Linked DNA regions of Homo sapiens: region 2 is linked to region 1. A link is a contact called in ENCODE Hi-C or POLR2A ChIA-PET data. All regions are on one chromosome and are shown on one strand. Each heading gives the region's core, a stretch centred on a gene start or an enhancer-like site at or near the end of the contact. The rest is flanking DNA. Distances are from core to core; before and after follow the strand shown.

What was found. Hi-C counts contacts between places; a loop is a spot of excess contacts on that map. ChIA-PET counts read pairs that join two places held with the same protein, here RNA polymerase II (POLR2A). Pooled maps may share reads with other maps.
Region 2: a map of B cell shows a loop between it and region 1 (2.4-fold over the local background). The contact joins two enhancer-like sites. A Hi-C loop is called at or near these places in 4 of 168 maps with a recorded cell type or tissue (B cell, CD4-positive, alpha-beta T cell, ovary and 1 more), 4 of 37 single-sample maps with no recorded cell type and 13 of 50 pooled maps. POLR2A ChIA-PET finds 5 or more read pairs at or near these places in 15 of 52 experiments (B cell, MCF 10A, OCI-LY7 and 9 more).

Annotation. Positions count from the first base shown.
Region 1 is chr3:71,309,112-71,312,321 of GRCh38, forward strand. All of the region lies in intron 4 of FOXP1 (forkhead box P1), which reads right to left. Among named protein-coding and RNA genes, the nearest start is that of FOXP1-AS1, 21 kb to the left of the region's middle. Within about 2 kb of position 1,433, at least 11 of the 41 ENCODE cell types and tissues checked have a DNase peak (open chromatin) inside an H3K27ac peak, as active enhancers do; they include B cell, where a contact is called at or near this core.
Region 2 is chr3:71,354,833-71,358,006 of GRCh38, forward strand. All of the region lies in intron 4 of FOXP1 (forkhead box P1), which reads right to left. Among named protein-coding and RNA genes, the nearest start is that of FOXP1-AS1, 67 kb to the left of the region's middle. Within about 2 kb of position 1,544, at least 2 of the 41 ENCODE cell types and tissues checked have a DNase peak (open chromatin) inside an H3K27ac peak, as active enhancers do; they include B cell, where a contact is called at or near this core.

The DNA of each region.
Region 1 (3,210 bases), core at 183-2,682:
AGTTAAATCTCTAATCAGATAGGCCTCATCCTTACTGGAATAACAATGTATCTGTTCCATGTGTCTGTCTCCTCATCTATCCATCTCGATCCATCCATCCATCACCAATTGCACATTCATAATTTTGCAAAAATTCTTTCCCTGAATTAATATAAAATATGGTCGAAATCACTGCGCTAAGAAAAAAGAAAAGCTGATTCTCTCAACTATTTACTAACATACTTAACATTTAAAAAATATTTTTATGAACACACTGTTGACTTCACAAGTTTATAACGTAATTTTTTTTTTTTTTCTGAGCAAGGCTTTTCTTTCAAAGTACTCTGACAAAAGTAAATTCATAGCAGAACACACAGGCACGAAGAAAATATCGCCAAGGGCAAAATTCTGCAACTGCTTTAAGAAGCAAACAAGAACACAAAAGATGTGTAATACAACCATCTGGCTCTCCTCTTACTATATCAATGCCTCAACCTTATCCCCACCCCCTGAGCCAACCCACACCAATGCCACAAAACCAAATGGCTTCACTTATGTTTCCTGCACAGCAAATTTACACAATGCAGTTAGAATGCAAAAGTTGATTTTGACACACAAACTAGCATCTTTTGAATTTTCCCCACTTCAATGATTTTGTTGTCGTTATCTGTTCAGAGTGGGACTTCTTTGAAAGACCACCAAGAACCTCACCATGATAAAAATGTTCTCACATGGACATATCTGTTCAGCCTCAAGAGAAGTCTCCCTGAAAACCTTAATCTCTGCCATCTTGTGCTTTCTGTTATCATCAGACTTTAGATGTGGACATAAAAAAAAATCCTAAGCTTATTCCAATTAGAACTTTTACTTTTGGGGGGCACTAAATGGTGGGTTGTTTCCCCAACTTATGATTTGAAATGACTGCACTAATTTTTAATTACCATTCTTGCAAGTCAGCACATTCACTGGAATTTTTCCTTATTCAGCTCAGTCTACAAACATTTACTGAGCAACTACTGTGGTATTAGAAACATGCTGGACAATGGATGATCAGAATCTATTATTTTCCCGTGTGCTAGCAGGACTTGCCTGGTACATGAAACCAGCAACTCTACAGTTTATAAAAAATCTTCCACATGCAGGCAGGCTGAAGCATTTTATTTACTTATATACTTATTTTTGAAGGCAGATATAACAGACATTTGAAAGTTATAGCCTGTTTGTGGGGATCTAATTGCTTCCAAAAGGTGGGAATGAATACTTTTCATGGAAATCTCAGTTTGGGTAAAACCAATAAAGCATCATAAATGATTCTCACCAAAGGGCAACAATGTAAAAAATAACTGAAAAAAAATTTCTTCACAGGCAAACTCTACTCTTTGCTTTTCTGCAGGGGCATGCTGGAGGCAGACGTTCTCTATCAGGCAAGAGTTCTCAGTCAGAATTAAGGTCTGCCAGGCAGAGGGCCACGTCTGGTTTACTTCTGTTTTCTCACTGTTGCTGGTCTTCCCCGATTCCTGCCTCCCTCTCCATGTTCCGGGATGAGACTTTGACTGGTTTCTCAAGGGGCTAACTTTTGGTTCTCTTCTGGGCGTTTCTGCCCAGAGTCCCCTGGTTTGGACAGCAGCGATCGTCTGTAGGACACACACAGTGAATCCAGCCACCGGATGAGGAATTCTGCTAATTGTTTAAGCCTGCACTAGTGTCTGGCCACCAGTTGGCAGACACAACTCATGGCTGCCTACCAGGCCTAGGTTAACACAGCTGGAGCCAGATGACAGGCTCTCAAAGATATTCCTCTCATGGCCACATCTGGCTCTTGGCGGTTCCCACTGCAGCTGAACTGATTCTGTTTGGTTGTTCTGGGCAAAAAGTTTAGGCAACAGATAAGTCGTATTAATTTCAGTTTATGACAAAAATATCAGAACATATACTCCATGAAGGCAGGGATTTTATCTGATTTGCATCCCCCTCCCACTTTTTTTTGTTTGTTTGTTTTTTGTTTTTGAGACATGGTCTCACTCTGTTGCCCAAGCTGGAGTGCAGTGCAGTGGCACGATCATGACTCACTGCAGCCTGGAACTAACTACTAGACTCAAGCGGTTCTCCCACCTCAGCCTCCTGAGTAGCTGGGTCTAGAGGCACGTGCCACCATGCCTCACTAGTTTTTTCAATTTTTTGTAGGGACAAGGTCTCACTATGTTGCCCAGGCTGGTGTCGAATTCCTGGGTTCAAGTGATCATCCTGCCTTTGCCTCCCAAAGTGCTGGGATTACAGGCATGAGCCAGTGTGCAGGCCTCTTGCTTGCTGTATCCCAGTACAGAGCAGTGGCTACGCAGGGTAGGTGTTCAGTAAATACAGAATGAGTGAATAACACTAATCAGTGTATGAGTGGAACAAAAACATTCCTGTATCTTACTCCAGCTACTCTGTTCCTACTGTTGTACGTAAAATGGCTAGCATGCTCGTGCACACAGAGAAGTCCTTGAATGGCTCTACAGCTAGATTTTATTATGGACACGCTCATCTCAAGAATGAACCCATGTACATTGTCAGTATAGCTGGAAAGACCTCCAACAATCCTTCCCTTCAAACTACCCAGTCTCCCAGAATTACCCACATCCCAACTTTATTAGTCCTTAAACTGAGAAACTTGGCAGCTCTGTGCCCACAGGGCCTGAGAGTGATCTCAAAGTAGAAACTTACCTTTTGGCCACCACCAAAGTGGGAAATGATGAGGCAACTTTTCCTGGCACCTTTCCATCCCATTTCCTTTCCCATGCCTCTCTTCCTAAATTCCCTGATATCTGCAGATCCCAGCTCCCTTCTACACTCAACTATGACCCAAGGCGAGGCTTCCCCAAAGCTCACCACCTCTCTAGCTCCCATTAGAAACACATTTAGAAAAGCCTACGTAATTTAAAACCAGGCGGGGCCCTCCCTCTTGGCTCCTTCACTAGAAAGAAGCCCAACTTACAGGCTGTTATGTTAATAATAACTATAAAGCTCCCCTGAGTCCACCAAGGGCTTGCTAAAGGTGAAGGGACACTTAATGGAAGCCTGGCAAGGGTGTACGCATATGCTGCTTCTTTCCCAAAAAGAACGTTAACACTCCTAAAACAAGAACGGCTGAACAAGGCAGATGAGTTCAACAAGCTCAGCATCTGGACTTCAGCGAAAGAAAGGTAATCAAGTGTGCTAGAGGAAGCTGTTGCTGAACTCATCTCCTTT
Region 2 (3,174 bases), core at 294-2,793, 46 kb after region 1:
GCTAGGTAATGCTATTACCCCTGCCCCAGGCAAGTAAACTGAGTCTTAGAGAGAGAAAATAATTTGTCCAAAAAAAGAGCCACTGAATGAGAGTGTTGGGGTTTGAGCTTGGATCCCAATGTCCTTAATCAATTTGTACCACCCACAATATCCTTCAGGCTCAAGTGGCAAATGATTCTGTCTTCATGGGGAAGATAATGTATAACCCCTTCCGGATGGGACACGCAGAGTATGCAGTACATAGTGGGAACTTTCCAGAGAAAACCCAAGGGCAGTATTTTATTCCTACAATAAAGGTGATGTGTGTAGCTTTGTTCCTTCTCTTTCTCCCTCAACCAGATACAGTCCTCTTAGGTGCCATAAAAATACAGAAATTCACAGGGAAATCCCCAGACTCTGACTGATTCAACAAATACCGACTGCATGCATACCTACCATATGTTAGGCACTGCTAGCCATGGAGAAGCCACACTGAATACGACCTACTTCTTGCTTATTACCTGATAAACAGGTGAATTCATGAAGGGACAGGGCTGTAACATATGGAACAAACAAGAGGTTTGGATCAAGAAAAATAATAAAGGGGCTGTCCCCTTTCACGTAGGTGGTCAGCAAAGGCATGTTTAAGGGGTTGATTTTTGAACTGAACACTAAGGGATGAGAAGGAGTGAGTCCTGGGAGGCATGGAAGGTATCCCGTAATTCAGAGGCAAGGGAGATTTTATGACATCTGAGAAGAGTAATGGGGTTTAAATAAAATATTGGAAACCACGCGGCAAAAGCTCGAAGTTTCCAAGAGTCTTTTGAACACGCCAGATCTTCAAGCCACTATCTCCACACAGTGAACATGATGGAAGCAAAGCCTATGTCAGGCAGACCCCTGATAAGTACTACTATAGGCTGGGGTCTGTTGCCCCAAAACCATCAGTTCTGTGATATGGTGTCAATGTTAATGAATTATCACTGCAGGTTTGTTATTATAGGTGGTGTGACTCTTACCCGTCTCACCTAACAGGGCTCAAAAACTCAAGAGACAGCCAGGGTCACGTGGTTGGCACTGTTTTTCAATCTGGGTACAAGTCACCAACTGGGTCATCCATGAGTACTGCTGACATTCTTTGCCACGGACCTGTGGCAGCTTCTGTGTGCAGATGACACAGTCCTTTGAGGGCCATTCCCAAGAGGATCTGTGGGGGACTAGGACCTGCTTTGCCGAGTCAGCACAGAGGCAGGGATGGAGGATGAGGTGGCAGAAGATCGACATCATGTAACATCAGCCTGCACGAGCGAAACCCTACAGTTTCAGATTATCATCAGCAATACCAACTTGAAAGCAGTTAGTGAATTCTGCTTGCGAGGCAGGACCATTGTCTGACTAAGTCAAAAAAAAAAAAAAAAAAAAAGGAATAAAAAAAGAACTGTATGCTTCTCAGGGGAAATCCTCAAAACAGGATCCAGAGACCTAAGCTCTGCTAACAGGGCTACAGCAGCTGTATACATAGCTGCACGTGTCCTTGCAGATGTGCAGCAGGACAAGCTCCCAAGGCTGTACTTGCATTTACAAGGGAATACCAGGTGAGGAGCAATGGACTGCGAAACATGCGTCATCTATCAGTAAAACAACGACCAGTGAACCAGCAACAGGATGGTACAAGCTTGTCAGAGACAGAGATTTCCACTGTATCACCTGGGGTGCCTAGTACAATGCTGGCATTTATGATGTACCAGGATCCGTGCTAAGCTCTTTACAAGCATCACCTCTCTAACTCTTCAGAGTGAGCTGGCTTCTATTTTTATCCCCTTTTCCAGATAAGGAGGCCGTGGCACAGAAAGGTTAAGTAACTTGCCTAGGGTTGTTCAGCCAGGAAGTGGAAAAGGTGGAATCTGAGTCTAAGCCAATCTAACTTCAAAGCAGACACTCTTAACCATGCTGCTATCCTGTATCCACAGGAGGCATCCAAGGAGTTTCTGCGAATGCATCCATTACCCTAAGTTTTATGACTACTCGTCACAGGCCAGTATAGGCAGAGAATATATTATTAATACAAAGCATAGGGAAGTCTCATTCTATTCATTTTATGGGATAAAAAGTGGCTCACAAGAATCATGTACAGGCCAATTTGGGACAGAAAATTTGGACAGGAGTGGCTTACTTGTCCCGTGCACCCCACTCCCACGGTAAGCTTTCAGCAGAGATACAGGGAGCAACAAATCACAGAAAGGTAGGATGGAGAGTTCTGTCCCGTCCTTGAGTCTACATAAGAACAGAGGGACAATGCAAAGCTGTCAGCAATGTCCCCTGCCCATATAGGGGGAACAGAATTGGGTGTGAGTGCGTGCCACTAAGACCTCATGCTAGTACTCAAGCCTTAATGAAATCTTACATCCACAGGAAGGAAAACCCACTAGACTAGCATATTCGAGAGTTTAAATTTTGCTTTATAGCTCTCTTAATAAAGAAATGTATTTCTCAGATTTGCCATGGCACTTTCAGTAAGAATATTGTGGTCTTAAAATATTTACTGAGCTGTATCTCTGCTGAGAATTAAACAGGCTAAAATTCTAACATGTAAAATTCAAACAAGGCACAGTCAACAGAAGGCATTCATTGAAAATAAATAAAAATTAAACATGTAAGCAAAATTGACAGCATGATTTCGTAAAAGTAACCATAATGGTTGCTCAGTAAGCATTCACCTTTTCTTAGTACTAGAACCCAGAATTTACCTGGGACATCAAATTGTTCAAGTCTAAGGATGCATTTCCCAGACACCCTTACAGTTAGGGGTGGCTAATAGGATGTAAGCAGGCATCATTGGATAAGGCTACAGGGAAAGTGCTTTAAAAAGGCCTGCCTCAGCCAGGAAAACTACTTTTTGTCTTGGATGTAGAGGCAATGGCCTGAGAGCCAGCAGCCACCATGTGACCTTGAAGATGAAGGAACGCACTTGAATAAGCAGAGTAGAAAGATAGAAGACACAAACTGCTCTTCCCAGATGTTTTTACGACAGAATACTTAAATAATTTTTTATACTTATATCTCTCTTACTAGAAAACAATTCTTAACTAATATAATGACATGAAAACATATCTAAAGATGACACTACAATTTTCTCTGAGGGAAAAAAAAAACTAGAAGATTCATGAATTGGGATTCTGATTAACCCTCTATTCC